Linked DNA regions of Homo sapiens: region 2 is linked to region 1. Evidence: chromatin loops called from intact Hi-C (ENCODE). Cell type or tissue: Calu3. All regions are shown on one strand. Links, peaks and the distances in the headings refer to the core of each region. The heading gives the core; the rest is flanking DNA.

The links. A loop is a pair of places that touch in the nucleus more often than their neighbours do. Peaks named below come from ENCODE experiments on the same cell type or tissue, not always from the same donor. Only the 100,000 strongest peaks of a DNase experiment are listed, where the experiment ranks them.
Region 2: it touches region 1 in a loop (3-fold over the local background); 9 of 110 quality-filtered maps call a loop at or near these places.

What each region holds. Positions count from the first base shown.
Region 1 is chrX:46,796,135-46,813,072 of GRCh38, forward strand. No RefSeq gene overlaps it. Among named protein-coding and RNA genes, the nearest start is that of RP2, 32 kb to the right of the region's middle. RefSeq lists enhancers at 560-609, 700-749, 16,400-16,694. In Calu3, for the core only: no CTCF peak of the experiment used is centred there; a DNase peak (open chromatin) is centred at 7,267.
Region 2 is chrX:47,087,818-47,104,755 of GRCh38, forward strand. RGN (regucalcin) reads left to right here. Exons shown (of 8, transcript NM_152869.4): 5 at 1,959-2,174; 6 at 3,861-3,992; 7 at 4,244-4,398; 8 at 5,080-5,496. The coding sequence ends at 5,130. Among named protein-coding and RNA genes, the nearest start is that of RGN, 18 kb to the left of the region's middle. In Calu3, for the core only: a CTCF peak has its summit at 5,647 (motif pointing left); no DNase peak of the experiment used is centred there.

The DNA of each region.
Region 1 (16,938 bases), core at 5,367-10,366:
TGCACTGCCATTTGTTTGTCAGAGGCTGACCCTCCTCCCTTCTTTCTCCTATGCCTTCCTCCTTGCCTTGAGGATGGTTTCACTCCTATGCCACCCCTCCTTTCTTTTGCATCCATCCCTGTTCCCTGCCAACCAACCCCAACTCTGGGTCTTTTATTTTATTTTATTTTAAAGACAGAGTATCGCTCTGTCACCCAGGCTGGAGTGCAGTGGTGCGATCTCGGCTCACTGCAACCTCTGCCTCCTGGGTTCAAGTGATTCTCCTGCCTCAGCCTCCCGAGTAGCTGGGATTACAGGCGCCCGTCACCACGCCTGGCTAATTTTTGTGTTTTTAGTAGAGACGAGGTTTCACCAGTTTGCTCAGGCTGGTCTCGAACTCCTGGGCTCAAGCTATCCACCTGCCTCGGCTTCCCAAAGTGCAGGGATACAGGCATGAGCTGCCGCGCCCGGCCTGGGTCCTTCATTTTAGACACCAGATGCTAATCCTGGGCTTCTGGAAGACCCTTTCACGTTTCTTTTTCTGCTGGGAAACACATCATACCCTCTTCCAACCACTCACAGATGCTGTCTCCTAAGCCCAAAGGCCCATGTTGCAGTTTAGCTAGGGCCTTTCCAAGTTAGTAAATTCTTCTGGCACGGCCCCCTGCTGCCACCTGCTGGCTGTATCCATCGATGCCGCTATGGGTATTGTTTCCTATTCATGAGACCTGTATGAAGGGAGTTAGTCTTTCCCATCCTATCATCCATCATGGGATAAGAATTTCATCTACCTAAATTTTTTTTCTTTACAGTATTTTCACCTTGTTCTATTTTTTAAAGAAAAGTCCTTTAGCAAATCTGTGTGCAGGTCACAGATGGTCTCACCAGACTTGCCCAAACCTAAAGAAACATCTCTGTATTTGGGCACTGCAATTTGCAAAAGGACAAAAGAGTCAAATGTATATCAGTTCTCATTAGCTCCCTGACAGCAATTATATTACATTCAAATAAGTTGAATTGTGGATAATACATAAAATGCTAAATACCAAGTTTTCTTTGAAACTGGTAAAATATTTCGAAAATCTTTTGAAAACACTTCAAAACCAGACAAGATTTTTGTGTGTGTGTGTGAGACAGGGTCTCACTCTGTCACCCAGGCTGGAGTGCACTGGTGCGATCTCAGTTCACTGCAACCTCCACCTCCCGGGCTCAAGCGATTCTCCCACCTCAGCCTCCTGAGTAGCTGGGACTACAGGCACACGCTACCATGCTCGGCTAAGTTTTTGTATTTTTTGGTAGAGAGGGGGTTTCACCATGTTGGCTAGGCTGGTCTTGAACTCCTGACCTCAAGTGATCCACCTGCCTTGGCCTCCCAAAGTGTTGGGATTACAAGCGTGAGCCACTGTGCCCGGCCCCAGACAAGATTGTTTATTGTTGTTATTTTAAACTTTAATACAGACATAAAAACAAAATCTGTGGAAATACAACAAGAATTACTTTACAGATTCTTTGGCCCTTTTGAAATAAGGAGAGCTAAGAATGAAGAGTCAATTTTGTGTTTATAGATGAAACTAATTTGTGAATGGGCAAAACTGAAAACGCATAAGAGTCCAAGCCTGGGCATTGGAGGGTAAGGCATTAAAATTAAGAATTTCTGACTACATCTTTATTTATTATTGTTTCTTTCACCTTCCCTCCACCCCAGGTTCCTGCTTTGTCTTCTCACTTCACATTGAACTTGTTTCCAGCACATGTACATAAGAGACATCCATCCTGTCATGACCTCTCGTTATAACAGGGGAGGTCAGTGGCACTGGAAATATATATTTTTTAATTTATTTTATCTTTTAAAAAAAATTTTGGCCAAGCTCGGTGGCTCACACCTGTAATCCCGGCACTTTGGGTGGCCAAGGTGGGCAGATCACCTGAAGTAAGGAGTTCAAGACCAGCCTGGCCAACATGGCAAAACCCTGTCTCTACTAAAAATACAAAAATTAGCCAGGCGTGGTGGTGTGTGCCTGTAATCCCAGCTACTTGGGAGGCTGAGGCAAGAGAATCACTTGAACTCGGGAGGCGGAGGCCGCAGTGAGCCGAGATTGCACCACTGCACTGCAGCCTGGATAAGAGAATGAGCCTCTGTCTCAAAAAAAAAAAAAAAAAGTACAGAGATAGGGAGTCTTGCTTTGTTGCCCAGGTTGGTCTTGAACTCCTGGCCTCAAGAGATTCTCTTGCCTTGGCCTTCCAAAGTGCTGAGATTACAGGTGTGAGCCACCACATCTGGCCTGAAAATATTTTTTACAGGGCGCTGTATTATTATTATTATTATTATTATCATTATTATCATTATTTGACACGGAGTCTTGCTCTGTTGCCCAGGCTGGAGTGCAGTGGGGTGATCTCAGCTCATTGCAACCTCTGCCTCCTGGGTTCAAGCAATTATCCTGTCTCAGCCTCCTGAGTAGCTGGGACTACAGGCGCACGCTGCCACACCCAGCTAATTTTTTTGTATTTTAGTAGAGATGGGGTTTCACCATGTTATCCAGGCTGGTCTCGAACTCCTGAGCTCAGGCAATCCACCGGCCTCAGCCTCCCAAAGTGCTGGGATTACAGGTGTGAGCCACTGTGCTGGGCCATGGCAGTGTATTATTTTTAAGGGCAGTGTAAGAGTTGGGAAAAGAGGCTGGGTGCAGTGGCTCATGCCTGTAATCCCAGCTCTTTGGGAGGCCAAGGAGGAAGGATCCCTTGAGGCCAAGAGTTTGAGACCAGCCTGGGCAACATAGCGAGACCCCCGTCTCTACCAAAAATAACAAAGTTAGCTGGGTGTGGTGGTGTGTGCCTGTAGTCCAAGCTCTTTGGGAGGCCAAGGTGAGAGGAGACCCTGAGTCCAGGAGTTTGAGGCAGCAGTGAGCTGTGTTCATGCCACTGCACTCCAGCCTGGGTGACAGAGTGAGACTCTGTCTCAAAAAAAAAAAAAAAGAAAAAAAAATTACATAAAACTTCTATTGCCTGAAGCCTTAGAGCTTTACAGAGACTCTGAATCACATCAAAATTATGAGCGAGGAGTCAACTTACAGACATTGCCTTGAAAGGTGGGAAAGGGAGAAGGTCTTTAATAAATGCTACCTTGAAAATGTCATCATAAGCCAGCATGATGTCTCATGCCTGTAATCCCAGCACTTTGGGAGGCCAAAGCATGCAGATTATTTGAGGTCAGGAGTTTGAGACCAGCCTGGCCAACATGGTGAAACTCCATCTTTATTAAAAATACAACAACAAAAAAATTGGCTGGTGTGGTGGTGCACACCTGTAATCCCAGCTACTCAGGAGGCTGGGCCTCGAGAATTGCTTGAACCCAGGAGGCAGAGGCTGCAGTGAGCCAAGATCGCACCACTGCACTCTATTCTGGGTAACAGAGTGAGACTCTGTCTCAAAAAGAAATAAATAAGGCCAGGCACAGTGGCTCATGCCTGTAATCCCAGCAATTTGGGAGGCTGAGGCAGGTGGATCGCCGGAGGTTGGGAGTTCGAGACCAGCCTGACCAACATGGAGAAACCCCATCTCTACTAAAAATACAGAAAATTAGCCAGGTGTAGTGGCACATGCCTGTAGTCACACCTATTCGGGAAGCTGAGGCAGGAGAATCACTTGAACCCCAGAGTTGGAGGTTGTGGTGAGCCAAGATCATGCCATTGCACTCCCACCTGGGCAACAAGAGCAAAACTCCGTCTCAAAATAAATAAAATAAAATAAAATAAAATAAAATAAAATAAAATAAAATAAATGTCATCATAGATTTGGTTCTTTCAGGTGGAGGGGCCAGGTAGATCAGCCCATGCTTCGTCAGGTGAACTTCTTGTTCTTGCCATAGGAATCTAGCGATGGGTATGTTAACACATGTCAATCCTACCAGGGGGAAAACAGATGCTAATAGGCTGAGTCGTGTAAAACATCTCAAGAAATTCTGTCAAATCCTAATAAAATAAGAGCAATTGTTAATCAAATTCAGTATTACAAAACATTTTAATCTTTGGTCAATTATTTAATAGTGATTTTGAGCACTTACTAACTACTCTGATTTAGCATACATTGTTTCTTTTAATCCTCACAACAATTCTATGAAAGCACCATACTATCATCAGCAGCACCATCCTTATTTTATTTTACTTTTGAGACAGGGTCTCACTCTGTTGCCCAGGCTGGAGTGCAATCAGAGCTCACTGCAGCCTCGACTTCCCAGGCTCAAGTGATCCTCGCATCTCAGTCTCCCAAGTACCTGGGACCACAGGCACACGCCACCATGTCCAGCTAATTTTTAAATTCTTTTGTAGAGATGGGGTCTTGCTATGTTGCCCAGACTGGTCTTGCATTCCTGAGCTCAAGCATCCTCTGTCTCTGCCTCCCAAAGTGCCAGGCATGAGCCATCATGCCCAGCCTAAATTATTTTAAATATTTAGTAGCTCTTTTGCATTTCCATGACTGGGAATTGCTTGTTCATGTCCTTTGCACTGCTCCCAGCCATTATCCCCATTTTACATAGGAGGAAAGTGAAGTTCAGGAATCTTAACTTGGCTGTGGTCACAAGTTCCTGGGATTCAAGCCACTGTAATCTGACCTCACAGCTCATGCTCAAACACTGTACTGTTTTGCCTTCTGTGGCCCCCATGTTTACTTACAAAACTTTATAGTACCTATACCTTTATAGGTATAGTATAGTATAGGTATAGTACCTATACCTTTATAGGTACTTTAAAAGTTCACTATAATAAAATTTCTGGCTGGGCACGGTCGCTCACGCCTGTAATCTCAGCACTTTTGGAGGCCAAGGCGGGTGGATCACCCGAGGTCAGGAGCTCGAGACCAGCCTGACTGACATGGAGAAACCCCATCTCTACTAAAAATACAAAAATTAGCCAGGAGTGGTGGCAGACGCCTGTAATCCCAGCTACTCGGGAGGCTGAGGCAGGATAATTGCTTGAACCCAGGAGGCGGAGGTTGCAGTGAGCTGAGATTGCACCATTGCACTCCAGCCTGGGCAACAAGAGAGAAAATCCATCTCAATAAATAAATAAATAAAATTTCTACATGTGCACTTCACTTTGGAATAAGTGTATATGTGGTGACATTGTTGGTTACCTACCCAGCATCCATCCTTTATCCTGCTTGTTGAAGAAACCCCAATTTTATTTAAGTATCTCTCCCTCCATTTGTTCAGCCTTTATAATTTAGTGAAGGTGATACCAGCTCACCTTGAGGGGCAGGTCCTGAGAAGTCTAGGCTAGTCATGGTAATCCTATTGCCCCTACCTGAGAAGCCAAATCCCAGGCTTACAACAATTAATCCAGCATTTCTCTCTGGGAACTGTTATGACTCCAGAGGTAATGACCAATGACCCAAACTGGCCTAAGAGGTGTCAAGTAGAGAACATTTATTCCTTGGTTTGATTGTAAATTTTCTCTCTTTCTCTCTCCCCCTTTCCCTCCCTCACTCACTCCCTCACTTCCACTCTCTCTTTCCCTGCCCCCCTTTCTTAACTCGTCACCTCTTTGTCTCTATGTCTATCTCTGTCTTTCTCACTCTCTTTGTCTCTCTCTCTCTTTCACACACACACACACACACACACACACACGCATACACACAGCTGTCAACGTGAAATTGCACCTTACACCAACCATCCCAAGAAAGAGCTGAAAAACCAAACCTGTTCCATTCATTCTAACTGCAAGTTTTGCAATGGTTACAGATAAAGAAACTGCATCTGGGACAAGACCAAAGTCATTTACTCCTCTCTTCTCCCTACTGATGACAACTCCAATTCTGCTTTGGCTCAGGAAGTTACCTACTTTTGAGGTGCTCCCAGATGCCCATTGGCTATATAAAGCCTTTAATCTCTATTTGAATCATTTTCATTTATTTCTTTGTTGCTATCCACTTGTCCCAACATACTATATTAAATATTCCATTCAGTAGCATTCCAAAGAAGGTGGGGGTGGGGGTAGGAGCAGTCCATTCAGCAGCTGGAGTAGGAGGAGAATTTTATCATTGACATTCTTCAGAATCACTGATGCCTGATGATGATAAAAATAAGACTGATTTATCCATCCTTATTATTGTTTGCAAATTCTTCATAATGGTGAACCCCTATGCTTCTATACTTAGGGTGAGCCATCGCACTGTCCCTCTTCCTAGCTTGGTACTCCACTGAGTCCATTTTTTTCCTACTGATTCAATTATTATGTATCAATTTCCATTCCTGGGTTTCCTCTTCTATTCCCTCGGTCTATCTCTTTATATTGAAGTTCACTCTCTTTTTTTTTTGAGACAGGGTTTCACCTTGTCTCCTAAGCTGGAGTGCAGTAGCACAATCATGGCTCACTTAATCCTCCAGTCTCAGCCTCCCAAAGTTCTGGGATTACAGGCATGAGTCACTGTGCCTGGCCCTAGTTACACTCTTAAGGCTTTATAATATGTCTTAATATCTGATCATTCTGGTTCCTCTATCATTGCTCTTCTGTTTTTTCAGATTTCTCTGGCTACCTTTTCCATATGCATTTCAAGATCAGTTTGTTTAGTTGTGGCTTCTGGTTTTGACTATAATTTTAATCGAATTTGAATTAGAACATTTGAAGTTTATAGTCCATTTGACATTACATAATATATAAAGTCATCTACCAAGGTTAGGGAAATTTCTCATTCTATTTATTATAATTTAAATTTTTAAAATTTTAGCCGTTCTTTGTTTTGTTGTTGTTGTTGTCTTGTTTTGTTTTTTTGAGATGGAGTCTTGCTCTGTCGCCCAGGCTGGAGTGCAGTATTCGATCTCAGCTCACTGCAACCTCCCCCTCCTGGCTTCAAGCAATTCTCCTGCCTCAGCCTCCTGAGTAGCTGGGATTACAGGTGCCTGCCACCACACCCAGCTAATTTTTTGTATTTTTAATAGAAACGGGGTTTCACCATGTTGGCCAGGCTGGTCTCTAACTCCTGACCTCGTGATTCACCTACCTGGGTCTCCCAAAGTGCTGGGATTACAGGCATGAGCCACCGTGCCCAGCCTTTAGTTGTTCTTTGAATAGGTGATTGTTGTGATTTGAATGTTTGTGTCCCCTGGGAAATTCATGTTAAAACTTTATCCCCAATGCAATAGTGTTAAGAAGTATGACCTTTGAGAGGTGATTGTGTCATGAGGGCTCCACCCTTATGAATGGGATCAGCACCCTGATAAAAGCGCTTAAGTTTGAAGGGAAAGGGCTCTTTCTTGCCCTTCCACGTTCCACCATGTGAGGGCACAGCAACAGGTGTTGTCTTGGAAGCAGAGAGCAGCCCTCACCAGATATCAGTGCCAGAACCCTGATCTTGGACTTCCCAGCCTCCAGAAGTGTAAGAAATAAATTTCTGTTCTTTATAAATTACCTAGTCTTAGGTTATTTTGTTATAGCAGAACAAACAGACTAAGACAGTGATAAACTCGTGCGGTGCAAAATTCAAAAGGAACAAAACATTTTATTTATTTATTTATTTATTGAGACAGAGTTTTGCTCTCGTTGCCCAGGCTGGAGTGCAGTGGCATGATCTGAGCTCACTGCAACCTCCGCCTCCTAGGTTCAAGCGATTCTTGTGCCTCAGCCTCTTGAGTAGCTGGGATTACAGGCGCCTGCCACCATGCCCTGCTAATTTTTATATTTTTAGTAGAGACGGAGTTTCGCCATGTTGGCCAGGCTGGTCTCGAACTCCTGAGCTCAGGTGATCCGACCGCCTCAGCCTCCCAAAGTGCTGGGATTACAGGTGTGAACCACCGCACCCGGCCAGAACAAAACATTTTATAGTGAAAAGTCATTTCCCCATCCCATCTCCCAGACACCCAGTTTTCTTCCCATGAGGCAACCTATGTTGCCAGCTTTTATCAGAGATGGTCTATGTGTAGACAAGCAGATATATGGGTATATTTTTTTCCCTTTGTATATAAGTGGCACCACACTTTACACACTGTTCTGTGCCATGCATTTTCCACTGAACAATATTTTTGGGAAATTATTTCAGGTTAATACATGAAAAGCTTCCCCTCCCCCAGCTGCATAATACTTTATTGAATAGATGTACCACAAAGTACCACTATTGCTGTTCATTTAGGTGAGGAAAGATCTCTTGCTATTATGTACTGTATGATTCCATTTGCATGAAATTCTAAATATTGCAAGATGATCTATAGTGACAGAAAGCAGATCAGTGGTTGTTCTGGGGATTGGATATGGGAATAAGGGGATGTGACATCTGTCAAAATTTGCTGAATTGGGCCAGGCGTGGTGGCTCACGCCTGTAATCCCAGCACTTTGGTAGGCCAAGCGCAGGGGGCTGGGAGGGTGGATCTCTTGAAGTCAGGAGTTTGAGACCAGCCTGGTCAACATGGTGAAACCCCATCTCTACCAAAAATATAAAAAATTAGCTGGGTGTGGTGGTGCACACCTGTAATCCCAGCTACTCAGGAGACTGAGGCAGGAGAATCGCTTGAATCCAGGAGGTGGAGGTTGCAGTGAGCAGAGATCACGCCACTGCACTCCAGCCTGTGTGACAGAGCGAGACTCCATCTCAAAAAATAATTACTGAATTGTACACTTTAGGTGAGTGCAGTTTATTGTACCTAAATCACACTTCAATAAAACTACTTTTCGCAAATCTAATGCCATTACCACAATGCTATAATAAATAACCTTTATATACATGTCCATTTTTTTCATCTCCACCTGTTTTCTCAAGTATTTGTCATGATTTTACAGTAACCGATTTTGTTTATTTTCAGAAAGGATAATCTTGGTACAAAAATATATTCATTTGTTTATTTAGTTGTTCAATTTTTTTTTGTCTGTTTCCCCCACCTCACTCCCTGCCCCCAGGAGAAAACAGGAACCTTGTCTATATCATTCACTACTTTTTATCCCCAGAGCACAGAATAGTGCCTAGCACAGAGTAGGTGTCCAACAAATATCTGTTGAAAGAAAGAGCATTAAAAATGTATATTTTCAGGCTTCACTTCTAGGGGTTCAGATTCAGTAGGTCTGTGGCAGGGCCTGGGAATCTGTATTTTTAATAAGTGCCTCAGATAATTCTGGTTGTCAATCAGGTTGGGATTCAGGCCTACCCCCTTGCTGCCCCAGGTAACTGCAGCAGTCTTCTTACTCCTTCCTGCGTGCTGTGCCCCTTCTTAAAACATTGTGATGTAGTAGATTGCTTCCAAAGATTGCCACAACACTCCTTCCCATCCTGAATGCCTTTTTCACCATGACTTTGCCACTCTTACTATCAAGAGGTGGAGCCTCTTTCTTCCCCTTGAATCATGTCTGATCTTGTAGCCTGCTTTGACCAATAGAATGTGATGGAAATGGGTGCTATGCCAGTTCAGCTCAAGGCCTAAGCCTTAAGAGACCTTGCAGCTTCCGTTTCTGCTCTTTTGGAAGCTATGTGAAAGAGAAGCAAGCCACCCAGCCAAAATCCTCCACCAAGGTCCTAGACATGTGAATGAGGTAATCTAGGATCCTTCACTGCTTGTGGAGCCACCCCAGTTGACAACACATGGAGAGGGATCAAGCTGCCCCTACTAAGCCATCCTCAGATTCCCAACTGACAGAATTGTGAGCAATTAAATGGTACTTGTTTTAAGCCCCTACATTTTGGAACTGACAGTTACAAGGTTATAATAACTAAAACAAATGCTATTGCATTGCTTTCAGGATACATCCTTAGAGGGTTTGAAAGACCTGTGATGATGTGACCCCTGGTCATCTCTCTAAACTCACCTCCTGCTAAAGCTACCCAGTCTAGGAAAACTTACCTGAGTCCCTAGGCTTCAGATGCTGTTATAGTTGACTTCTGACTTTGGAATAAGACATCCCTGGCGTTGTCCAAATTGCGTGGCCTTGATTAAGTTACCAAAGCACTCTTGGTTTTATTATTCTCATCTTTGACATAGGAATGATAATAGCACTTAACTCATAAGGGTGTTGCGTGAATTCACTAAGATAATGCATGACAAATATTTAGGATAGCACCTAGCACATGGGTGGAACACAATAAAGGTTAGCAATAATAATAATTACTACATTATCTTGTAATTGTCTGTTTTTGTTTTGTTTGGTTTTCCCCTCTAGATTGCAAGCACTGTGTGGACAGCAGGGACCATACCTTGTCCATTCTTATATTCTCAGGGTCTAGCATAGTAGGTGTACTCAATAAATAACTGTTAAATACATGAATGAACGAATGAATCAGCAAGAGAGTAAACAAACAAACTTATTAGTGATGCGATATTGATGAACTGAACTGCTACACGTATGTACACTGGTATTATCTCTTATTCTTTAAGAACAGAGCTTCAGGTATTCATTAGGTTCTCTCATTACAACAATGTGGTGAAGTTGTCTCAGAGTCCTGATTAGATAGGATCACAGGGCATGTTGAACCAGATTCTTTCTTATATTTTATTTTATTTGAGATGGAGTCTCGCTCTGTCTCCCAGGCTGGAGTGCAGTGGTGCGATCTCGGCTCACTGCAACGTCCGCCTCCCAGGTTCAAGTGATTCTCCTGCCTCAGCCTCCCCAGTATCTGGGATTACAGGCACCCACCACCACACCTGGCTAATTTTTGTATTTTTAGTAGAGATGGGTTTTCACCATGTTAGCCAGGCTGGTCTCGAACTCCCGACCTCAGGTAATCCACCCACCTCGGCCACTCAAAGTGCTGGGATTACAGGCGTGAGCCACTGTGCCCGGCCTTTTAAAAATTTTTTAATTTTTTAAATTATTTCTTTGAGACAATCTCACTCTGTCACTCAGGCTGGAGTGCAGTGGTGTGATCTCAGCTCACTGCAATCTCCGCCTCCCAGGTTCAAGCGATTCTCCTGCCTCAGCCTCCCGAGTAGCTGGGACTACAGGTGTGTGCCACCACACCTGGCTAATTTTTGTATTTTTAGTAGAGATGGGGTTCCACAACAGTGGCCAGGCTGGTCTTGAACTCCTGACTTCAAGTGATCTGCCCACCTCAGCCTCCCAAAGTGCTGGGATTACAGACGTGAGCCAACGCACCTGGCCTCTGACTCTTTGATTATGTTTTTTTGGTCTTGACTTTTTTCTTCCAACACAGATGCTATAGTTGGAATCTCAGTTAAGTCTTCTTCTGAAAGTGCTACGTAGATCTCTTAATTTTGTCAAGCATAAGGCCTCGCCTTTAACTTACATTGTTTATCTGTTTATAACAAATCGTATTATTGGGATTACAGGAAAAGCATTTTGGTGGAGTTTTCTGTTTGTTTTTTGCAGAGAGAAAGCAGTTTTCTATTTACTATTTCTACTTTAAGCTTCTGCAAGACTGTTTTTGTTTTTGACAACAAGCATGAACTGCTGGTAGTCAAGGAGATAGGATCATTACTGCAGTCTGAGAGTTGAAAACATCCAGATGTGTCACATTATTAATTAATCTGCTGCATTATTTTTCCATCTTATCTTCAAACACTGTCTCTTGCTACCCTGGTTATTAACAAGTAGTATAATTTATCCCTCAGAGGCCCTCAGAGTGACATAATTGTATTTTTAAAAACAGATGTACAAAACAAGGCAGGAAAGTATCACGTATTTTATAACACCAGAGCCTACTTACAAAGTTAAATAATTTAATGGTGATTTACAACTTAACATGTAGCTTATGTAACATGAAAAAAAATCTATGAGATAGAAATTAATGTGTTTTGTTGTTTTTTCAGGTTGTTTGTTTGTTTGTTTTGAGACAGGGTCTCATTCTGTCACCCAGGCTGGAGTGCAGTGGTGCAAACATGGCTCACTGTAGCCTTGATGTCCTTGGCTCAGGTGTTCCTCCCATCTCAGCCTCCCAAGTAGCTGGGACAACAGGCATGTGTCACCACGCCTGGCTAATTTGTGTATTTTTTTGGAAGAGATGGGCTTCGCCATAATGCCCAGGCTGGTCTCAACGTCCTGGTCTCAAAAGATCCTCCTACCTCAGCTTCCCGAAGTTCTGGGACTACAGGCGTGAGCCACCATGACTGACCTTCTATTTGGTTTTGAGGGTGTTTGTTTGTTTGTTTTGTGAGACAGAATCTCGCTCTGTCAGCCGGTCTGGAGTGCAGTGGCACAATCTCGGCTCACTGCAACTTCCACCTCCCGGGTTCAAGTGATTCTCCTGTCTCAGCCTCCCTAGTAGCTGGGATTACAGGCATGCACCGCCATGCCCAGCTACTTTTTGTAGTTTTAGTAGAGGCAAAGTTTCACCATGTTGGCCAGGCTGGTCCCAAACTCCTGACTTCAAGTGATCCACCCACCTCTGCCTCCCAAAGTGCTGGGATTACAGACGTGAGCCACCACCTCCAGCCTGTTTTGTTGTTGTTGTTGTTGTTGTTGTTGTTGTTGTTGTTGTTTTTCAAAATGAACCTTAACTTTTCCACACTATATTCATTGTTCCCATCTCCTCTCCTTTCAGTCTCTCTTGAACACCCTCCAGTCAGGCTTTCGTTCCTGTATCTCCACAAAAACTGCTCTTGTCCTAAGTCCCTAACAACCTCCACGTAACCAAATCCTGTGGTCATTTCAGTCTACGTGAAAGACTTTCTTCTTGTGGCCTCTGGACTCTTCTTCCACCTCATTGATTATTTCTTATTAGTTTTTATTTAACTTTTTATTTTGGAATAATTTAAGACTCACAAGAAGTTGCAAAAATACTATAGAGAGATCCCATATACCTGTTCCCAGCTTTCCTGTAACGATAGCTTTTGACATAACCATAGTATATAATCAAAAGCAGTAAACTGACATTGTCACAATACTCTTAATGAAACTACAGAACTGGCCGGGTGCGGGTGGCTCACGCCTGTAATCCCAGCACTTTGGGAGGCCAAGGCAGGCAGATCACTTGCGGTCAGGAGTTCAAGACTAGCCTGGCCAACATGGTGAAAACCCGTCTCTACTAAAAATACAAAAATTAGCCAGGCATGGTGGCAGGCACCTGTAATCCCAGCTACTCAGGAGGCTGAGGCAGGAGAATCCTTGAACCTGGGAGGTGGAGGTTGCAGTGTGCCGAGATCATGCCACTGCACTCCAGCCTGGGCCACAAGAGCGAAACTGTGAAGAAAGAAAGAGAGAAAGAGAGAAGGAGAGAAGGAGAGAAGGAGAGGAAGGGAGAAAGGGAGGAAGGCAGGAAGGAAGAAAGAACAGAAACTATGGAACTGAATGAACTTAATGAAACTACAGAACTATAGAACTGGTGGATTTCACCAGTTTTTATATATGTTTACTTTGAGGGGTGATTGTATAGTATAGATTCATGTAACCACCACCACAATCAGGACACAGAACTAGTCCACTGCCACAAAGAAACTTCCTTTTGCTACCTCTTTATAATTATACCCTATCCCTAGCCCCCGCCAACCATTAATCTGTTCTCATCATTAAAATTTTGTCATTTCAAGAGTGTCATATAAATTGAACATTTTGAGAAACAACACAGCAAATTGTCTTTTTTCACTCAGCATAATAACATGAGAAAACATGAGAAAAAACATAATTCAAGTTGTTACATGTATCAGTAATATATTCCTTGTTCTGCCTGAGTAGTAGTTCACTGTATGGATGTACCACTTTACCTATTTGCCCATTAAAGGGCATTTGGCTTGTTCCGAGTTTCTGGCTATTACAAATAAAGCTACTGTGAACATTACTTATGGGGAATGCATCGTTTTTCTCTGGCTGCTTTCAAGAATTTTTCCTTTGTCATTACTTTTCAGAAATTTGATTATGATGTGTCTGACTGCCGATTCCTTTAGGTCTATCCTGTTAGGATTTGCTCAGCTTCTTAAGTTTTTAGGTTTATGTCTTTTACTAAATTTTGTTATTGTCCCATAGGTCCCTGAGGCTCTGTTCATTATTTTCCAGTCTATTTTCTCTCTTATTCATATTGGGTAATTCCTATTGATCTATCTTTAAGTTCACTGGTTCTTTCCTCTGTCATCTCCATTCTGTTATTGAGCCCATCAAGTGAGTTATTTCAGTTATTGTATAGCTCTACACTTCCCATTTGGTTCATTTTTATATCTTTTATTTCTTTGCTGAGGCTTTCTATTTTTTCATTAGTTTCAAGAATGTTCATGACTGCTTGTTGGAGCACTTTTATCATAGTTGCTTCAAAATTATTGTCAAATAATTTCAACGCCTGTGTCATCTCAATGTTGGCTAGCGTTGGTTGTCTTTTCTCATTCAGGCTGAGATTCTCATAATTCTTGGTATGATGGGTCATTTTTATTATATCCTAGACAGTTTGAGTATTATTTTATGAGACTTTGGTCCTTATTCAAATCTATTATAGCAGGCAGTTAACCTGTTTAAGTTAAGAACACATATCTTGGCCTATGTACTAGTCCATTTTCACACTGCTGATAAAGACATACCCAAGACTGGGTAATTTATAAAGAAAAGGAGGTTTAATGGACTCACAGTTCCACATGGGAGGCATGGGAGGCCTCATAATCATGGCAGAAGGCAAAAGGCACGTCTTACACGGCAGGGGGAAGAGAGAATGAGAGCCAAGCAAAAGAGGAAACTCCTTATAAAACCATCAGATCTTGTGAGACTTATTCACTAGCACAAGAACAGTTGGGGGAAACTGCCCCCCATGATTCAATTATCTCCCACCAGGCCCCTCCTACAACACCTGGGAATTATGGGAGCTACAATTCAAGATGAGATTTGGGTGGGGACACAGCCAAAGCCTATCAGCCTACTTTTGTGGGCTGTGGTCCAAATACACATTTAGTTTTCAAAGGCTTTGCAATACTATTTTGGTCTGCTCATGTGTGTGCTACCCACAGGTCAATCTGAAACCTGGGTGATGTTCCAGACCATTGTTCAGTCCTGAAGCTTTTTGTTGTGTTATTTCTAGTCAGTCTCACACATGAGTTGTTCAGAGGTCTGCCAAGGATTTCGTACACAGATTTTAAAGATCACTTTCTTTAGCTCCCTTTTCTCAGTAATCCTTTCCACTTTCTAGTTGGGAGAGAGAGGAGTGAGGCTTTGCTTGTGGTGTTCACCTGGAATAAGGCAGGTATAATCAAAATGTTTCTGTCCTGCTGAGCCACGCTTTTCCTGATTTTTTGGCAAAGGAAAGTGGACTTTTCTTGGGGCATTTTTTTGGTCTGTGCTTACTGACATTTCTGGAATGTGGGCTTCTCCAGGGAGCAGGCTATTGTATATAGGAGACAAAACAAAACAAATAAACAGGGAAGTCACCTCTGGATTGTTTCTTAATTCTCAAGGTTCCCAATCATTCTGCCTTTTTTTCTTCACATTTCAGAGTCTTCTGATGGGTGCTTTATCAAATTTGTATAGGCTTTTTGTATGTTTGTTTTGTTTTCATTTTTGTTTTTTGAGATAGGATCTCACTCTGTCGCCCAGGCTGGAGTGCAGTGGCACGATCTTGGCTCACTGCAAACTCCACCTCCTGGGCTTAAGAGATTCTCCTGCATCAGCCTCCCGAGTAGCTGGGACTACAGGCACGTGCCACCACACCTGGCTATTTTTTGTATTTTTTGTAGAGGTGGGGTTTTGCCATGTTGCCCAGGCTTGTCTCAAACTCCTGAGCTCAAGTGATCTACCTGCCTCAGCCTCCCAAAGACCTAGGATTACAGGTGAGAGTCACTCCCATTTTTTAAATTAATGGGAGTGACAGGGTGGAACATTCCACCCTGTCACTCCCATCAATTTGAAGAAAACCCAGACAGCCAGTCTAGGTTTTTGGTTTTGGTCCTTCTTCATATTCCCCGTGGCTCTCTCTTGAGACCTCTTTTTTTCTGTAGCTGTGTTCATCTCTATCTAGTCTCATCAAATGCTGTGACTTTAATTGCCATTATAAGTAGCTCTCAAATAAATATCTTCAACTATGACCATTCTCTCGAACCCCAGACTCACATATTAAACCACCTTAGTTGTCTAGTAGACACCTCAAACTAAACACTTACAGAACCAAATTCAACTTTTCTGTTTGAACTTGCTCCTTCATTCTTACTCATCTCAGTAAATAGAAACCTTATTCTGCTAGGTGCTTAGATTATCTTTGATTCCTCTCTTTTTCTCATACCCCAATCTAATCCATCAGGACTTCTTGTTGGTACTACCTTCAAAATAAAACCAAAAGCCAATCACTTCTCATCATTTCCACAGCTACCTTCCTGGTCCAACCTAATATCAACTCTTACTTGAATTAGTGGAATAGCATGCTAACTGGTTGCCCTGCTTTCTTTCTTGCCTTCCCCATATGCTGGTCTTCGCATCAAAGCAAGGCTTTTACGTGCAAATCAGATCATGTCACACCTCTGCTAAAAAATTCCTGAGTCAAACTCAGAGTCCTTATCATTCTCCTCCCTGATCTGGTGCTGCTACTCCTCTGCCTTGATCTCCTACCAGTCTTCTTTTTGGCCACTGTGCTGTATCCACACTGGCTTTTGTGCTGTTCTTAGACTATGCCAAACATTTCCTGCCTTTCAGCGTCAATATTTGCTGTCTCTTCCACCTGGAATGCACTTGTTCCGGATAGCCAAATAGCCTGGTCACTCATTGCCCTTAGGTTTCTGCTCAAATGACTCATTCCTTATCAGAGAGGCCCTCCCTGATCATTCCCTCTAAAATAGTACCCTTACCTGTCTTTCTTTCTTTGCCCTCATTTATTTTTCTCTTTAGCATTTGTCCCAGTTAGCTACTGTTGCCTAACAAGCCATCCCAAAACTTAGTGGTTTTAAATAACAACCATTTTACTCACAATTTTGTGGGATAGGTGTTCAGGCATCCTGAGGCTGGGAGCGGTGGCTCACACCTGTAATCCTAGCACTTTGGGAGGCCGAGGCAGCCGATCACCTGAGGTCAGGAGTTTGAGACCAGCCTGGCTAACATGGCAAAACCCTGTCTCTACTAAAAATACAAA
Region 2 (16,938 bases), core at 3,148-8,147, 290 kb after region 1:
GTTTTACTTTATGTATTATCATATATAATTTTAAATTATATATTATAATATAGTATTATAATTATATAAGCATATATAATATAATCATATTATATATAAATATAATTATATATTATATAATATATAATACAACTATATATATTATATTAATATATAATATTATATTATATATAATTATAATATAATACTGTAGTATTCTGGCAGATGCATAACACTAGTACACTAGTATATACCTGTTAGGTATATACTAGTGCTATGCATCTGCCAGAAGCACCTGAGACTCTTTCTCAAGAGAGGTCATAGCTCTTGGCAGGTGCTCGGAGGTGCCCCAGGCCCAGAAAAAGGTGGGGTTATCTTATAGTCTAGATGGATTCTCAAGGTGATCGCACCCTGAATATATCACCACACCCAAGATCTGACCTGTCTATGCTTGTTACTAGATAATGAAGCCAGGGCTCTAGATTATTCTATCCACCAAGGAAGAGGCTTTCCAAGCAGCAGGAGATTCACATGCATGTTCCAGGCCTCTTTTTCTGTGAGGCAGATAATGTGCAGGGAGAGTCATGAAATAAACCCAACTGCCCTAGAGCAGGAAACTGCCGAGGGAACATCCTTCTCCCCAGGGAGGGAGGATCGACCCTGTCTTGCTTGCTATTCAGGCTTCCCATCTACATTGTCTCTGGCATCTGTGCCATCTCATTTTCGGCATCTGTTGATTCTCTTCTCCTATGTGAGTTGAGATTTCCATGTTTCTTTGTGTTGCCAAGTAATCTGGGGTTGTGTTCTAGACATTTTGAATATTATGAGGCCCTGAGTCTTGTTGAAATCCTTTGGCCGGGCGCGGTGGCTCAAGCCTATAATCCCAGCACTTTGGGAGGCCGAGGCAAGTAGATCACTTGAGCTCGGGAGTCTGAGACCAGCCTGGGCAACACAGTGAAACCCCGTCTCTACAAAAAAAATAAAACAAATGAGCCAGGCATGGTGGCTTACTCCCATAGTCCCAGCTGCTCAGAGGCGGAGGTGGGAGGAATGCTTCAGTCCGGGAGGTTGAGGCTGCAATGAGCTGTGATCACGCCACTGCACTCCAGCCTGGGCAACAGAGCAACACTCTGCCAAAAAAAAAAAAAAAAGAAGAAGAAGAAGAAGAAGATAGAAGAAGAAGGAGACGGAGAAGGAGAAGGAGGAGGCTTGGCATGGCAGCTCATGCCTGTGACCCCAGCACTTTGGAGGCCAAGGCAGGTGGATTGCTTGAGCTGCTTGAGCTACTCGGGAGGCTGAGGTAGGAGAATCACCTGAGCCTGGGGGAGGTGGAGGCTGCATGAGCCGAGACTGCATTACTGCACTCCAGCCTGGGCAACCAGGCTTTTCAGAGTTCCAAGATGGCTGTGCCATGTATTTTATCCAGGTTTTATAGCTGTGCTCAGTGGGAGAAAATGAGGTTCGTGCATGTTTACTCCTTCTTATCTTGAACCAGAACTTCTAGGCACAGTTTTAATTTGCATTATATGCAAGATAATTGTCATTTTATATATATATAAGTATATATAATATAAAATTATATTATATAATTATAATATAATATAATATATAATCATATAATATAATTTATATAATATTATATTATATAAATATAATATAAAATTATATATACATATATTATATATACTTATATATACATATTATATATACTTATATATACATATTATATATACTCATATATATACATATTATATACACTTATATATACATATTATATATACTTTATATATATATATATATATACACACACACACACACACACACACACACACACACATATATATATATGGCCCAGATTGGAATTGTATAGTGATTTCCTTTGATTTAATCACTGGAAAGGATCCCTGGTGAGAAAGGATGGTGTCGTGCATGGGGTAAGATGCTATGGGGCAGAGCTCAGTGCTCTTTGGTTTTTGTAGGCACCATGGCTGAGGAAACAGCTCCAGCAGTTCTTGAGCGGCACCAGGGGGCCCTGTACTCCCTCTTTCCTGATCACCACGTGAAAAAGTACTTTGACCAGGTGGACATTTCCAATGGTTTGGATTGGTCGCTAGACCACAAAATCTTCTATTACATTGACAGCCTGTCCTACTCCGTGGATGCCTTTGACTATGACCTGCAGACAGGACAGATCTGTATGTATTTTTCATTATTTGTCTCAGTGCTGCCACTATTGTTTTCATATGTTTGTGACTAGTAAGGCGCCTCTCCCTCGCCTCATGTGAAGAAGTCTTCACTTAAATGGAGAGCTTTCTGATGCTACTATTCTAATATAGTAACGACAGCACAGACTTGACTGTGCTGCCAATCAAATCATGGTCCTCAACATATTTAAATATGGCAAGAGTTTGGCATAATATGGATAGATCTGGGGAAGCTAATAAAAAATAATTAATACAAATATGGGTAGATTCTCAATCCTTTTCCTTGCCATCATCACCAGAAAGAGGTTCACTGCAAAAGAGATCCTATTCTACCAGGAGGTGCCTAAAGGCAGATAATACTTAATGGAGTATTGGCGCAAAAGAGCAGAAAACTTGAGGTTTTTGATTGCTATTTCTTGTTTGTACTTTAGTTAACCATAGGCAAGTACTCAGAAGCTAATTACCAACCTTTCAAAATGGAAAAGCAAAAAAAAAAAGTAATTGCACGTTGTCCAACTCCATCAATACGCTTGAAAGGAGCCATAGTTGGAAACTGGGAGGGAAGGAATTATTTAGAATCTAGAAGGGAGTCCTTGAAACTGTTTCATGAAAGGTGCCAAACCTTTTATGAAACAAAAGAGCAACATTAATAATAAAAATGACTTGGAAAAAATATCCCCAGAACTCTGCATGCAGATTTAATCAGAGGCAAACTATTCTGGTGCAGATGTTTTGCTTTGAAATATGTAGTGCTCGGGAGGCTGAAGCAGGAGAATCGCTTGAACCCGGGAGGCAGGGGTTGCAGTGAGCCGAGATCGCGCCACTGTACTCCTGCCTGACGACAGAGCGAGACACTGTCAAAAAAAAAAGAAAGAAAGAAAGAAAAGAAGAAGAAAGAAAGAAAGAAAGAAGAAGGAAAGAAAGAAAGAAAGAAAGAAAGAAAGAAAGAAAGAAAGAAAGAAAGAAAGAAAGAAAGAAAGAAAGATGTAGTGCTCTTTTTTATGACAGTTTTTACCCATTGTCATTGTATGTGGTTTTAACATTTTTCCATTATACCTCAATCTAATGACTGTAGTGACCTGGACTTTGTAGTATAAAGTTTTGGATTTTGATATTTGTTTTTTGTATACCACGGTTACCCCCCTTTAAGGGCACCTAGTTTGTTTCTGAGTGCCCCTCCTGCAAGAAACAGGCTCTTCTAATATTTAGTCTTGAATTTGGAGCACTCAGTCAGGCAGAAAAAGAATTCATGTATCTTGCTAGTTTTTGTGCATGAACTGTTCACGTGGTACCATTAAGTTGCCTTGCGGATCTCAAGAGTTTTGTAACTGAAACAGCAAAGGTCTAACCACAAGCTGACATGTACTTGACATAGACATGCAGGGCCCCAGTTCAGGTCAGCTTCAAAAAGAAGTATTATTGGTATTTTAGTAAGAATTCTGCTTTCTTTTTTCTCTCTCCATCTGAATGCTTAAACAGATATGCCTGTACCCAAACAAAAGACAATGAATCCATCCCAATCATGTGGTAAAAATCCTTTGTTCACATGCCAGACACTGGATAAGCTGAAGTGATCTGTATTTATAACCAGCTTGAGAGCTCTCGGTTTGATTCTCAGTATTTAGTGGCCTGTTGTTTTGTTGTGGTTCTGTTTTTGTTTTTGCCTTTTAACCATAGCCAACCGCAGAAGTGTTTACAAGCTAGAAAAGGAAGAACAAATCCCAGATGGAATGTGTATTGATGCTGAGGGGAAGCTCTGGGTGGCCTGTTACAATGGAGGAAGAGTGATTCGTTTAGATCCTGTGACAGGTAGGCCTGCAGCAAAATGAAAAATCCTTGTCATGGCTAGGCAGAGATATAGCCCGAAAGTTACAGTCAGAATTTCTTTTCCTGTAGAGGTGCGACTTTTTGCTCAAAATAAATTGTCAGGGAAAGTAGATTAAATATTAAATGCACAGATGAATCCTGACCTCCACAGTCTTCTTAGATCTTCCCTAGAAACAATACACAGGTTGGAAATTGCTACAACTAAACTTAAAATAAAATATTTGGTGGTCTAGGGAAAAGACTTCAAACTGTGAAGTTGCCTGTTGATAAAACAACTTCATGCTGCTTTGGAGGGAAGAATTACTCTGAAATGTATGTGACCTGCGCCCGGGATGGGATGGACCCCGAGGGTCTTTTGAGGCAACCTGAAGCTGGTGGAATTTTCAAGGTGATATGGCTATTTCTTTTATTTTGGGGGTGGGGGATCCCAAATACTTACAGGGGTAAGTAACTGAGTGATTGGTACTTTTGCATACTTCCAAAGCATAATCCTATTTAGCATGTTAAGCTCATCATACTAGACTGAAAAACATTTTATTTCAATTTTCTAGAGAGTAAGTTATCTGAAGTCCAAGATGATCTGTTTAGCCTACTTTGTACATTAATTTTTTTACTTCCTGTTTATTGAAATTCTTCAGATCAGTAGAATGAACTTGGAAAGCCAGTATTTACAACATGCCTAGAAGATCAGTTGATTGTTTTGATGTCTTAAGGATTTTTCAGATTTTAAACATCTTTTGGCAGCAGAATAAACACTGATAAAAATCGTAGAGCTTTTGAGCTGAAAAGAAATACATAATGTAGAAACCCCTTTCTTAGCAGGCGGCAGATGATAGGAGTAATCCAGTTTTAAATCTAAGTTAGTCGTAAATGATTGCTAGTTGAATTATTAACTATATGAATAATTGGGTTGGACCATAAATATCCAGTCAGGTAATTCCTTTTTATGATAGGAGATAAAACAAAGATAATAGGTGGCTAAGTATATTACTACAAATCATAAAAATGCTTTTGAAGAATACTTGTGAATTACCTTTCACCTGAGATTCCCTCTTTTCTTTTTCAACAGATAACTGGTCTGGGGGTCAAAGGAATTGCTCCCTACTCCTATGCGGGATGAGGACAGGTCTTCTTTCCTGCCAGAGGGAGCTCTGAAGACAACTAGAGAATTCTGGGCCTGAAATTTCAATCTAGTTAGAAAGAAAAATGAGGCAATGATTTTATTAACAGCGTTAAGTTTTAATTTACAACTTTTAAAAGGCAGAGCATTTTTAACAAGGGGTGACAGGTGGTTTTGATAACACACTTATAAGGCTTTCTGTAAAAGGTACTATAGAAGGGCGAAGAATCGTTCAACTGTCAATCAGCCTCTTGATTCTTTGTAAATTGCCAGGGTGGGTGGGTACATATCTCTTCTTGATTCTGCATTTCATACTTAACTATATTAAAGCTTCAAGGAACAATAAATAGTAACCTGGTAATGACCTATTATGTTCCTTTTTATTTTCATCACAATCTTATAAAATATACCACAATGCTAACTAACCTACATAGATATTTCATCTCCTATATGTTATTTTACAAACTAAAATACGGCTGGAGGGTTAGACTCAAACATGCTGTCAAAATCCATGGTTCCAGCTGCCACCTACTGGATGTAAAAGTAATATGTCTCTTTGGAAAGAATACTTATTTTAAAAATAGCTTTATTGAGTTATAATTGGCCTGTACATATTTAAAGTGTATAATTTGACAAATTTGTCACATATATACATTCATGAAACCAACACCACAAACAAGATAATGAATCTATCCACTACCCCAAAACTTTTCTTGTCCTGTCATAATCCTTTTCTTCAGCCCCTCTGCCTGCCTGTCCCCTGCTCCCAGGAAACCACTGATCTGCTTTCTGTCACTATAAATTAGTCTTAAAATTAGGTAGTGTGATTTCTGTAACTTTGCTCTTTTTCAAAATTGTTTTGGCTATTTTAATTCCTTTGACCTTCCATATAAATTTTCAAATCAGCTTGACGATATCTACAAAAGAAATCAAGCTACAATTTTTTAATTGGAATTGCTTTTTTTTTTTTAGACAGGATCTACTCTGTCACCCAGGTCGGAGTGCAGGGGCACGATCATGGTTCATTGCTGCCTCTACCTCCCAGGCTGAAGCAACCCTCCCACGTCAGTCTCCCGAGTAGCTGGGCTGAGACTGCAGGTGCGTGCCACTATGGTCATTTTTTCGTTTGTTTGGTTGGTTGGTTTTTTGGATTTTTTGCTTTTCAGAGACGAAGTCTTGTTATGCTGCCCAGGCTGGCCTCAAACTCCTGGTGATCCTCCCGCCTTGACTTCCCAAAGCTCTGGGATTACAGGAATGAGCCACCGCGCCAGGCCTGAAATTGCTTTAAATCTGTAAAACGATTTGGAGATAATTGACTTCTTTACTATTCTGAGTCTTATCCATGAACAGGGCATGTCTCTCCCGTTATTTAGGCCTTCTTCAATTTTTGTCATCAGTGTTTTGTAGGTTTCAGCATACAGATCTTGTACATGTTTTGTTAGATTTATATCCAAGTATTTCACTTTTGGGAGCTATTGTAAATGTTATTATTATTATTATTTGAGACAGGGTCTTGCTCTATGGGCCAGGCTAGAGTGAAGTGGCACGATCATAGCTCACTGCAACCTTGCACTCCTGTATTCAAGCGATCCACACACCTCAGCCTCCCAAAGTGCTGGGATTACAGGCGTGAGCCACCACACCCAACCTTATTATTATTTTTTGGATTTGTTTCCAGTTGATCATTGCTTGTTTATAGAAGTGTGATTGGCGTTTATAGGTTGACTTTGTATCTGATGAGTTTGCTAACCTCACTAATTGGTTCTAAGAGTATTTCTGTAGCTTCTCTGAGATTCTTTGGGTGTATAATCATGTCTTCTGTGAATAGAGACAATTTTCTTTCTTTCTTTCCAGTTTGTATGTTTTTATTTTTCTTGCATTATTACACTGGCTAAAATTGCCACTATTATGTTGAATGGAAATAGTAAGAGTAGACAGCCTTGTCTTGTTCCCAATCTCAAGAGAAAAGCATGCAGTCTTTTATTATTAAATATGATATTAGTTATATGTATTTTTGTGGATGGCCTTTCTCAAATTGAGGAAGTTCCCTTCTCATTTACTTTTCTGCATGTATTAATGTGATTATGTGGTTTTCCTTCTTTAGACTGTTAATATGATCAATTCTTGCATTCCTGAGATAAACCTCCCTTGGTCATGACATATTACTACTTTTATGTGTTGCTGAATTCCATTTTCTAATATTTTGTTGAGGATTTTTGCAGCTACTATCTTTTGTCTGTGGTTGACATCAGGGTAATTCTGGCCTTATAAAATGAATTGGAAAGTATTCCTTCTTCTACTATCTGGAAAAGAAAATGTATAATTATTATTCTTCTTTAAATATTTGGCAAAATTCATCAGCGAAAACATTTGGACCCGGAGATTTCTTTTTCAGAAGCTTTTTAACATTCCTTAATAATGACAAGGCCACTTGGTTGCCTTACTTAATTTTGGTGAGGTCTGTTAGTTTGCGGCTTCCAAGGAATTGATCCTTTTCATCTAAGTTGTCAAATTTATGTATGTAGAGTTATTAATAGTATTTCCTTATTATCCTTTTAATAATGCCTGAGAGGTTTGTAGTGATATCCCCTTTTTTACCTGCTATTGGTTATTTGTGTCTTTTTTCTTTGTCAGTCTTGCTAGAGGTTTATCAGTTGCATTGATCTTTCAAAGACCTAGCTTTTGATTTCATTTTTTGGTTGTCAATTTCATTGATTTATCCTTTTATCTTTGTTATTCCTTCCTTCTGCTTTATTCTGATTTATTTTGCTCTTTTTCTAGTTTCTTAAATTGGAATCTCAGATTATGGATTTGAGACATTTCTTCTGTTCTAAAATAACATTTAATGCTATACATTTTCCTCTCAGTACTGCTCTTTCTGCAGCCCACAAAGTCTGATATATTGTATTTTCATTTTTGTTAAATTAAAAATATTTTCTAATTTCCTTGGAGACATTTTCTTTGACCCATGGATTATTTAGAAGTGTGTTTAATTTCTAAATGATTGGAGATTTTATTATTATCTTTTTGGGTATTGATTTCAGATTTAATTCTATTATGGTCAGAGAGCATATTTTTTATTTCAGTTCTTTGAAATTCAAGTTGGATTTGTTTTTTGTTTTTGTTTTGAGATGGAGTCTCTCACTCTGTTGCCCAGGCTGGAGTGCAGTGGTGTGATCTCAGCTCACTTCAACCTCCACCTCCCGGGTTCAAGTGATTCTCCCACCTCAGCCTCCTGAGTAGCTGGGATTACAGGTGCCCACCACCAAGCCCAGCTAATTTTTGTATTTTTAGTAGAGATGGGGTTTCGCCATGTTGACTAGGCTGGTCTCGAACTCCTGACCTTGGCCTCCCAAAGTGTTGGGATTACAGGCATGACCCTTTCTCCTTCATGTTACAAGTGTATTATATATTCTGTATACATTGAAAACTCATCAGTGTTAAAAACTTTTGCTTTGAACTGTCAAACATGTTTTAAAGAACTCAAAAGGAGAATAGTCCATTATATTTACCAAGATGTTTACCATTCCTGTTCTTCTTCCTTCATTCCTGATGTTCCAAGTTTCCTTCTTGTATCCTTTTTATAGTTTACAGAACTTCCTGGCTGGGAACGGTGGCTCTTGCCTGTAATCCCAGCAGTTTGGGAGCCCGAGGCAGGTGGATCACCTGAGGTCAGGAGTTGAAGACCAGCCTGGCCAACATGGTGAAACCCTGTCTCTACTAAAAATACAAAAATTAGCCGGGCATCATGGCGGGAGCCTGTAATCCCAGCTACTCAGGAGGCTGAGGCAGGAGAATGGCCTGAACCCGGGAAGTGGAGGGAAGTGGAGGTCGCAGTGAGCTGAGATCGCACCACTGCATTCCAGCCTGGAAAATTCGATTTAAAAAAAAAAAAAGGAACTTCCTTTAGCAATTCTTTTAGAACAAGTATCCTTTAGCAATTCTTTTAGAACAGGTATCCTGGCTATGAATTCCCTTAGTTTTCTTTTCTTTCATATGAGAATGTCTTTATTTCACTCTTTCATATGAGAATGTCTTTATTTCACATGAAGGCTATTTTCACTGGATATGCAATTCAGGGTCAATAGTTCTTTTCTTTCAGCCTTTTGGCACTTTAAAAGTGTGTAATTTCCTTCTGTCTGTCTGAATCTGTTTTGTATTGCTATCATAGAATACCTGGGTCTGGGTAACTTACGAAGAAAGAGATTTATTTGGCTCACAACTCTGGTGGCTGGAAAGGTTAACAGCATGGTGCTGGCATCTGCTTAGCTTCTGGTGAGGGCCACGTGCTGCATCACAAGATAGCAGAGAAGGCAAAGGGGCAGCAGGTGCATGCAGAGAAACCAAACACAAGAGACAACCTCACTTTATAACAACCCGCTCTCATAGGAGCTAATGCATTTCAGAGAGAACTAATCCATCAGAACTAATCTAGTCTCACGAGAAAGACATTAATGTATCTTAACAACCTAATCATATCTTAAAGGCACCATCTGCCAACATTGTTGCACTGGAAACTAAGGTTCCAATGTGAGTTTTGGTGGGTATGCTCAAACCATAGCACTGGCCTTCACGGTTTGTGATGAGAAATCCATAGTCATTGAAATCACTGTTCTCCTACAGGTAATGAGCCATTTTTCTCTCACTGCTTTCAAGATATTTTATTTTGCCGTTAGTTTTCAGCAATTTGATTATGTGTCTGGATGTGGATTTCTTTAGCTTTATCCTATTGGGGGTTTGCCCATCTTCTTGACTTTATGTCTTCACCTAACTTGGAAAGTTTGGGGCCATTATTGCTTTAAATATGTATATTTTTTGAGACAGGGTCTTGCTCTGTCACCCAGGCCTGTAGTGCAGTGGCACAATCACAGCTCACTGCAGCCTTGACCTCCTGAGCTCAAGCAATCCTCCCACCTCAACCTCCCAAGTAGCTGGGACCACAGGCAAATGCCACCACGCCTAGCTTTTTTTTTATTTTATTTTTTTATTTTATTATTATTATTATTTTAGAGACAGGGTCTCCTTATGTTGCTCAGGCTGGTCTCAAACTCATGGGCTCAGATGATCCTCCCGCCTTGGCCCCCTCTGTAGTGCCGAAATTACAGGCTTGAGCCACTGCCTTCACCCGGCCTCAAATATTTTTTCTGCCCCACACTCCTCTCTTTCTGGGACTCCAATAGCTTGAATATTAGACTTTTTGTTGTTACCCCACAAGTTCCTCAGACTGTTGTTGTTTTTCAATCTTTTTTTCTCTGTGTTGCTCAGGTTTCATATTTTTTATTGATCTATTTTTAAGTTCACTGGCTCTTCACTCTGTCATCTCTATTCTGCTGTTGTGCCTACCCAGTGATTTTTTAAAATTTTATCTTTCAGTTTCAAAATTTCCATTTGATTAGTCTTTATGTCTCCTCTTTTCTATTCCAATACTTTCCATTTTAATATTTGTTTCAAGGATGATTGCTCATTCAATCATTTTTATAAAGCTGCTTTAAAGTGCTTGTCAGATTATTCCAACATCTGCATCATCTTATTCTTGGCATCTACTGGTTGTTGTTCCCCATTTGAATTGAGCATTTCATTATTCTTTGCATGCTGAGTAATTTTGGATTGTATCCTGGCCATTTTGAATATTGTGTATTCATAATACATAATATGGGCCTTGTTTAAATCATATGAAGAATGTTGATACATTTGTTTTAGCATGCAATCTATACGGTTAGGTTCAGGCCACAAGTTCCATCCTGCCTTCTGTTGGTGTGGGTTTTTTTTCCATTCAGTTTTTACAGACTTTACAGTGTTATTCAGGTCCATCCCATTGTGTACCACCCAGTAGTTAGTCTAGGACTTGGACGGAGCATTAGCTCAGCTCACAGTCTTTGGTATGTAAATCAGGATCCAATCCATGCACATGAGGTCAGGAGCTGGGGAAAGCAATGTCATAAAGTTGTTTATGAATTCCTGGGCTCAACCCTAACCTACAAAGGCCATTTCATTGGAGCTCTCCAAGGTACCAGGTGGATATGATGGTCCAGGCTGGCCTCCTCCTCCCCATCCCCAACCCTCACTGTGGCCTACTAGTTGTCTGATCTCTACTTGGTTCTTTTTCATCCCCATTTCTCAAAAGAGGGTATTGAGAGAGCAACAGGGCTGGCACAGGGAGGTTCCCAAGGCTCCAAAGAGAGTATAGAGGTCTTTATTGAAGACCCTCAGAAGACCAGGGATGATCCGAAGCCTAAAATAGGGAACCGTCCCCCACCGCAACAGAACTGGCTAGCCTCCTAACCCAGTCACTTCCAGCCCATTTCTCAATCAAGGTAGAGGGGAGAGGAGTGGAATGGTTCCAGGGAGCTCCAGGGGCCACAGTGGTGTGTTCTGAGAAGTCTGAGGAGGAGATCACCAGGAATTACAGGTAATCCAAGGCCCCCAGTGTGGCTCTCTTGCCCTCTCTGGAACTCCTGGACCTGGGAACTCAATCTATTGGGGCACAGGCTCTAGCTCCACTCCCCAGTGGTGGAAGCCTCCGCCCTGACAAACATTAAAGCCCAGCACTATCTGAGTCTTTTTTGGCCAATTATCTAAATGGACATCTAGTCAACCAAACTTCTAAAAGGAACAGTTGGTTGAATCAAGACATCTGGTCAACCTGTGAACCCAGACTTATGGTCAACCCCCAAATCAGAACATCTTATCAAATCACAAAGCAGGCCATTTGGTCAATCTGACTTACCAAAAGGCAATGCGCCGTGGTTCCTGAGGGTCCCTGCACATTTGTGCTAGGCATGCCAAGAATGCGAGTCCCTGACCACTCTTTACAGAGGCAGTGGCTCAATGAGCTCCCTTGAGAAATCAGGTAATATCTCCTTCCAGACAAAAGCAGAGCTTGTCACTGCTCATTATAAAAGCAATGAATCCACCACATTCAGTGTACCTCTCCTATAACACAACCCCACTATGTGCGCACACATGCATCTAGGCCCACCTGCATACCCCTCTGAGACCTGGGGGCATGGCAAACCAGCCCAAACATCATGCTGATACTCTGGCTACTGCTTTTGCTGTGAATAGTATAATCCTTTATCTCTGACCAAGGAATCTCTTGTCTTCTGCTTGCCTCCATGATATAAGACATCTTGTTGGCTTGAAAATAGGGTAAAACCTCAATCCCTTTACAGTTCTAGACATTGATTCTCACCCATCAGACACTGAGTTTAGGGTCCTCAGGCAGGCACTAACACCAGACTCCTCACACCAGACACTAAGTCCTGCCTTCCCCCTGCCAGATACTATGTCGCCTACTACTAGGTCCCCAATTCCCCCTTCAGAAGCTAACTCCACATTAATAGCTCTAGGACCTAAGTCCTACTTTATGCTTCAAGGCTGAGTCTTGACCTATCTTGCCAGAAAGCAAGTCGGGATCTCTGCCTCCAGAGGATAAGTCCCAATTTATGCCACCAGCACTAGGTTCCCCGAATCCCCCTCCAGGGACCAACTCTCCTCCACTGCCCCTACAGATGCTAAATTCTGATTTCAGCTCCCAAGTCTAAGTCCCCACTTCATAGTCCTGATAGGAAGTCTCTAATTTTCTCTGCAGAGGCTAAGTCCCAACTGTCATAAGCATTCACTGAAGCTGTCTTACCATTCGACCTCAGCCTGGGGATTTTGTGACCCCATTTCTCATGCAGGGGAGAAAGGAGAAGAGAGGGATTGACAGAGGTAGCCCTGGAGACTTCCACAGAGGATGCAGAGTCCTTTTAGAACAGACCTAAGGGAGGCCGGGCACAGTGACTCAACGCCTGTAATCCCAGCACTTTGGGAGGCCGAGGCAGGCAGATCACCTGAGGTCAGGAGTTTGAGACCAGCCTGGCCAACATGGTGAAACTCCATCTCTACTAAAAATACAAAAAAATTAGCTAGGCATGGTGGTGGGCGCCTGTAATCCCGCCTACTTGGGAGTCTGAGGCAGGAGAATCGCTTGAACCTGGGAGGCAGAGGTTGCAGTGAGCCGAGACGGCACCATTGCACTCCAGCCTGGGCAACAAGAACAAAACTCCACCTCAAAAAAAAAAAAAGAAAGAAAAAGAACAGACCTAAGGGAAAGCAGGAACAATAAGAACTCTGAGCAGGGATCCCCAGCCCTCTGTGTCTGTCTGGTCTTTAGATAATAACCCAGGCACCTGGTGGCCCTATTTCTTGGGTAAAGGAGTTTGGAGGGCAGCAAGACTGACATGGGAAAATCCCCAGGCGCTAACACTAAGGGTGCCCAGTCCCTTTAGGGAGGACCCACTGGGGAACAGAAGCAAAGCCAAACACCAGTACATGCTTTCCCAACACAGGTGGCTAGACACACAACCTGACTCGGGCACTTAGTGGCCCCATCTCTTGGGCAGGGAAGAAAAGAATTGGGGAGAATGGCACAGATCAGCACTGGGGTTCTCCGTGGTGAGTGCAGTGGCCTTTCAGGAGGGGCACTACAGGAACTGAGGGCATCTGATATCCCAAGAAGCCTCCCTACCCACTCCATGCAGCCAGCCGGCTTTCCAATAACTACCAGGGACTTACGGCCCAGTTTATCACATGGAGGAGGCTGAAGAGTGATGGAACCCCATGGGATGACCCCAGTGGCCACTGTGAGGGGGGAAGGGAACTTTCAGGGAGACCTTCTGTGGAACAAGGGCTCTTTGAAAACCCATCTGGGCTCCATCCTCTCCAGCCAATTGGCCACCTGCAATCGTCCTGGTCACTCTCTCACACCATGGTCTGGAAGCCAGATTGACTTGCTCAGCCCCCAGGGGCTTCTGCATAAAGTGCAAAGGCCTTTCTGAAGGTCCCCTCCAGATACCTATCTCTAGGTGTACAAAAGCCCCAGATCAAGCTCCTCACACCTCAGGAGGCTGTTTTGGGGTTTTTTGTTTGTTTGTTTCGATATAAGGTCTTGCTCTGTTGCCTAGGCTGGAGTACAGTAGTACAATCTCAGCTCACTGCAGCCTCAAATTCCTGGCCTTAAGCGACCCTCCCGAGTAGCTGGGACTACAAGCACACACCATCATGCCCAGCTAATTTTTATATTTTTTATAGAGATGTGGTCTTTTCATGTTGCCCAGGCTGGTCTTGAGATCCTGGCCTCAAATGATCCTCCTGCCTCGGCCTCTTAAAGTGCTGGGATTACAGGTATGAGCCACTGCACCCGGCCAAGACTAACTGTGTGACCCCCACCCCATGGCTTTCCAGCTCCAGCTCTCAGCAGGTGAGGTCAGAGAGAAGTAGGACAGGCTTGCTGGTCCTTTCGAGGCTCCCATGGAGAACAGGCATGCTGGGCTCCCAGGCTCCTTCCTCAGCAATCAGCAGGACTAGCACCAGCAACCTCTGGAGGTTATAGAGGCTTTTTTTTTTCTTTTCTTTTCTTTTGAGACAGGGTCTCACTCTGTCGCCCAGGCTGGAGTAAAGTGGCGCAATCTCGGCTCACTGCAACCTCTGCCTCCCAGATTCAAGCAATTCTTGTGCCTCAGCCTCCTGAGTAGCTGGGATTACAGGCATGCACCACCACACCCGGCTAATTTTTGTATTTTCATTAGAGACAGGGTTTCTCCATGTTGGCCAGGCTGGTCTCAAACTCCTGACCTCAGGTGATCTGCCTGCCTCGGCCTCCCAAACTGTTGGGATTACAGACATGAGCCACCATGCCCAGCCAAATTTTTATATTTTTAGTAGAGATGGGGTTTCACCATGTTGGCCAGGCTGGTCTTGAACTCCTGACCTGAGGTGATCCACCCACCTTGGCCTCCCAAAGTGCTGGGATTACAGGCGTGAGCCACTGCGGCCAGCCAAGAGGCCTTTTTGAGGGATGACCCAACATCCAGGGCTGGTCCCTACCTCTAGACCAAGCTCCTCCAACTGCAGCAGGTTAAGCATGCTATTTCAAGCCAGCCTTTACTCAGCTGGGAGAAATCAGATAGCAGCTAGAATGACTTCATGAACACCTGAAGGCCTCCACAGTGAAGAAAGAAGCCTTTTAGGAGGGACTACAGCAGACCAGGTTGGGGGTGGGGGCATCCATCACTGCATACTGTGCTTCCCTGTATGTAGATAGCTTGCTATTTCGCATAGTCCCAGTTGTCTCCAATCCCCATTCATAACATGGGGACATCAGAGAGGAGCGAGACCAGCACCAGAAGGTCCCACGGATCTGTGCAGAGGGTGCAGAAGCTGTTTGTGAGGGACATCTCTGGGAAGTCCATAACAGCCAACACAGAGTTCAGAGGCCTTTTAGAAGAGGTCTTCCATGGACCGGGCACAGTGGCTCACGCCTATAATCCCAGCACTTTGGGTAGGCCGAGGCGGGCAGATCACCTGAGGGCAGGAGTTCAAGACCAGCCTGGCCAACATAGTGAAACCCCATCTCTACTAAAAATACAAAAATTAACCAGGCGTGGTGGCACATGCCTGTAATCCCAACTACCAGGAGGCTGAGGCAGGAGAATCGCTTGAACCCAGGAGGTGGAGGTTGCAGTGGGCCAAGATTGTGCCACTGCACTTCAGCCTGGGCAACAAGAGTGAAACTCCATCTCAAAAAAAAAAGAAGAGGTCTTCCTTGGAATGGAACGAGGGTGATCCAAATCCCCTGGATGTGCTCCTCCAATCCCAGCTGCAGTCAGCTAGTTAACCAACCTCAAGTAGGGAACCCCAGCCCTGTTTCTAACCCACACCTAATTCTGGCCCTAACCCTGAAATTGAACAACTGAACATTGACCTCAACTTAAACGTAACCCTAACATTAACCCTGACCATGAACCTGACCCTCCCATTAATTATAATCCTAAACCTGATTATAAACCTGACTATAAACCTTAATGCTAGGCCAGGCATGGTGGCTTATGCCTGTAAGCCCAGCACTTTGGGAAGCCAAGGCAGGCAGATCACTTGAGGCCAGGAGTTCAAGACCAGCCTGGCCAACATGGCAAAACCCCCGTCTCTACTAAAAACACAAAAATTAGCTGGGCGCAGTGGTACATGCCTATAATCCCAATTACTAGGGAGGCTGAGGCAGGAGAATCGCTTGAACCCAGGAGGTGGAGGTTGCAGTGGGCCAAGATCGTGCCACTGCACTCCAGCCTGGGTGACAGAGCAAGACTCCATCTCAAAAAATAAAAAAATAAAAATAAAAAAATAAACCTTAATGCTAACGCTGACCATAAACTAGATCCTAAATATGACCTGGTCATGACCCTGACTTCAACCATAACCCCTAACTTAACCATAAACTTGATCTTTACCTTAAACATTTCCCTGACCATGAAGCTGACCCTGACCTAAACCTAACCAGAACATTGACCATGACCCAGAACCTGCCCTGACCCTAATCCTGACCGTGATGCTAAACCCTAATCTTGATATCGAAAACTAACTTGACTCATCGTGACATCGATTCTGAAATTGATACTCAAACTCTGACCATGAACCTGACCCTAATAGTGAAATTAACTGTTTCCTGGCCAGGTGTCTTGCCTCACGCCTGTAATTCTAACACTTTGGGAGGCTGAGGTGGGCAGATCGCTTGAGCCCAGCAGTTAAAGACCAGCCTGGGCAACATAGCAAGACCCCATCTCTATTTATAATTTAAAAATTTTTTTAAAAAAAAGAAATTAACTGTTGCCCTGGTCCTGAACCTTACCTTGATCCTAAACCTAACCATAACCCTAACACTAACATTATCCCTTAACCTAACCTTCATGCTGACTTTGTAGGAAAATGTGTTATTCTGACTGATCTTGTTTATTTGTTTTGTTTCGTTTTTGTTTGTTTGTTTGTTTT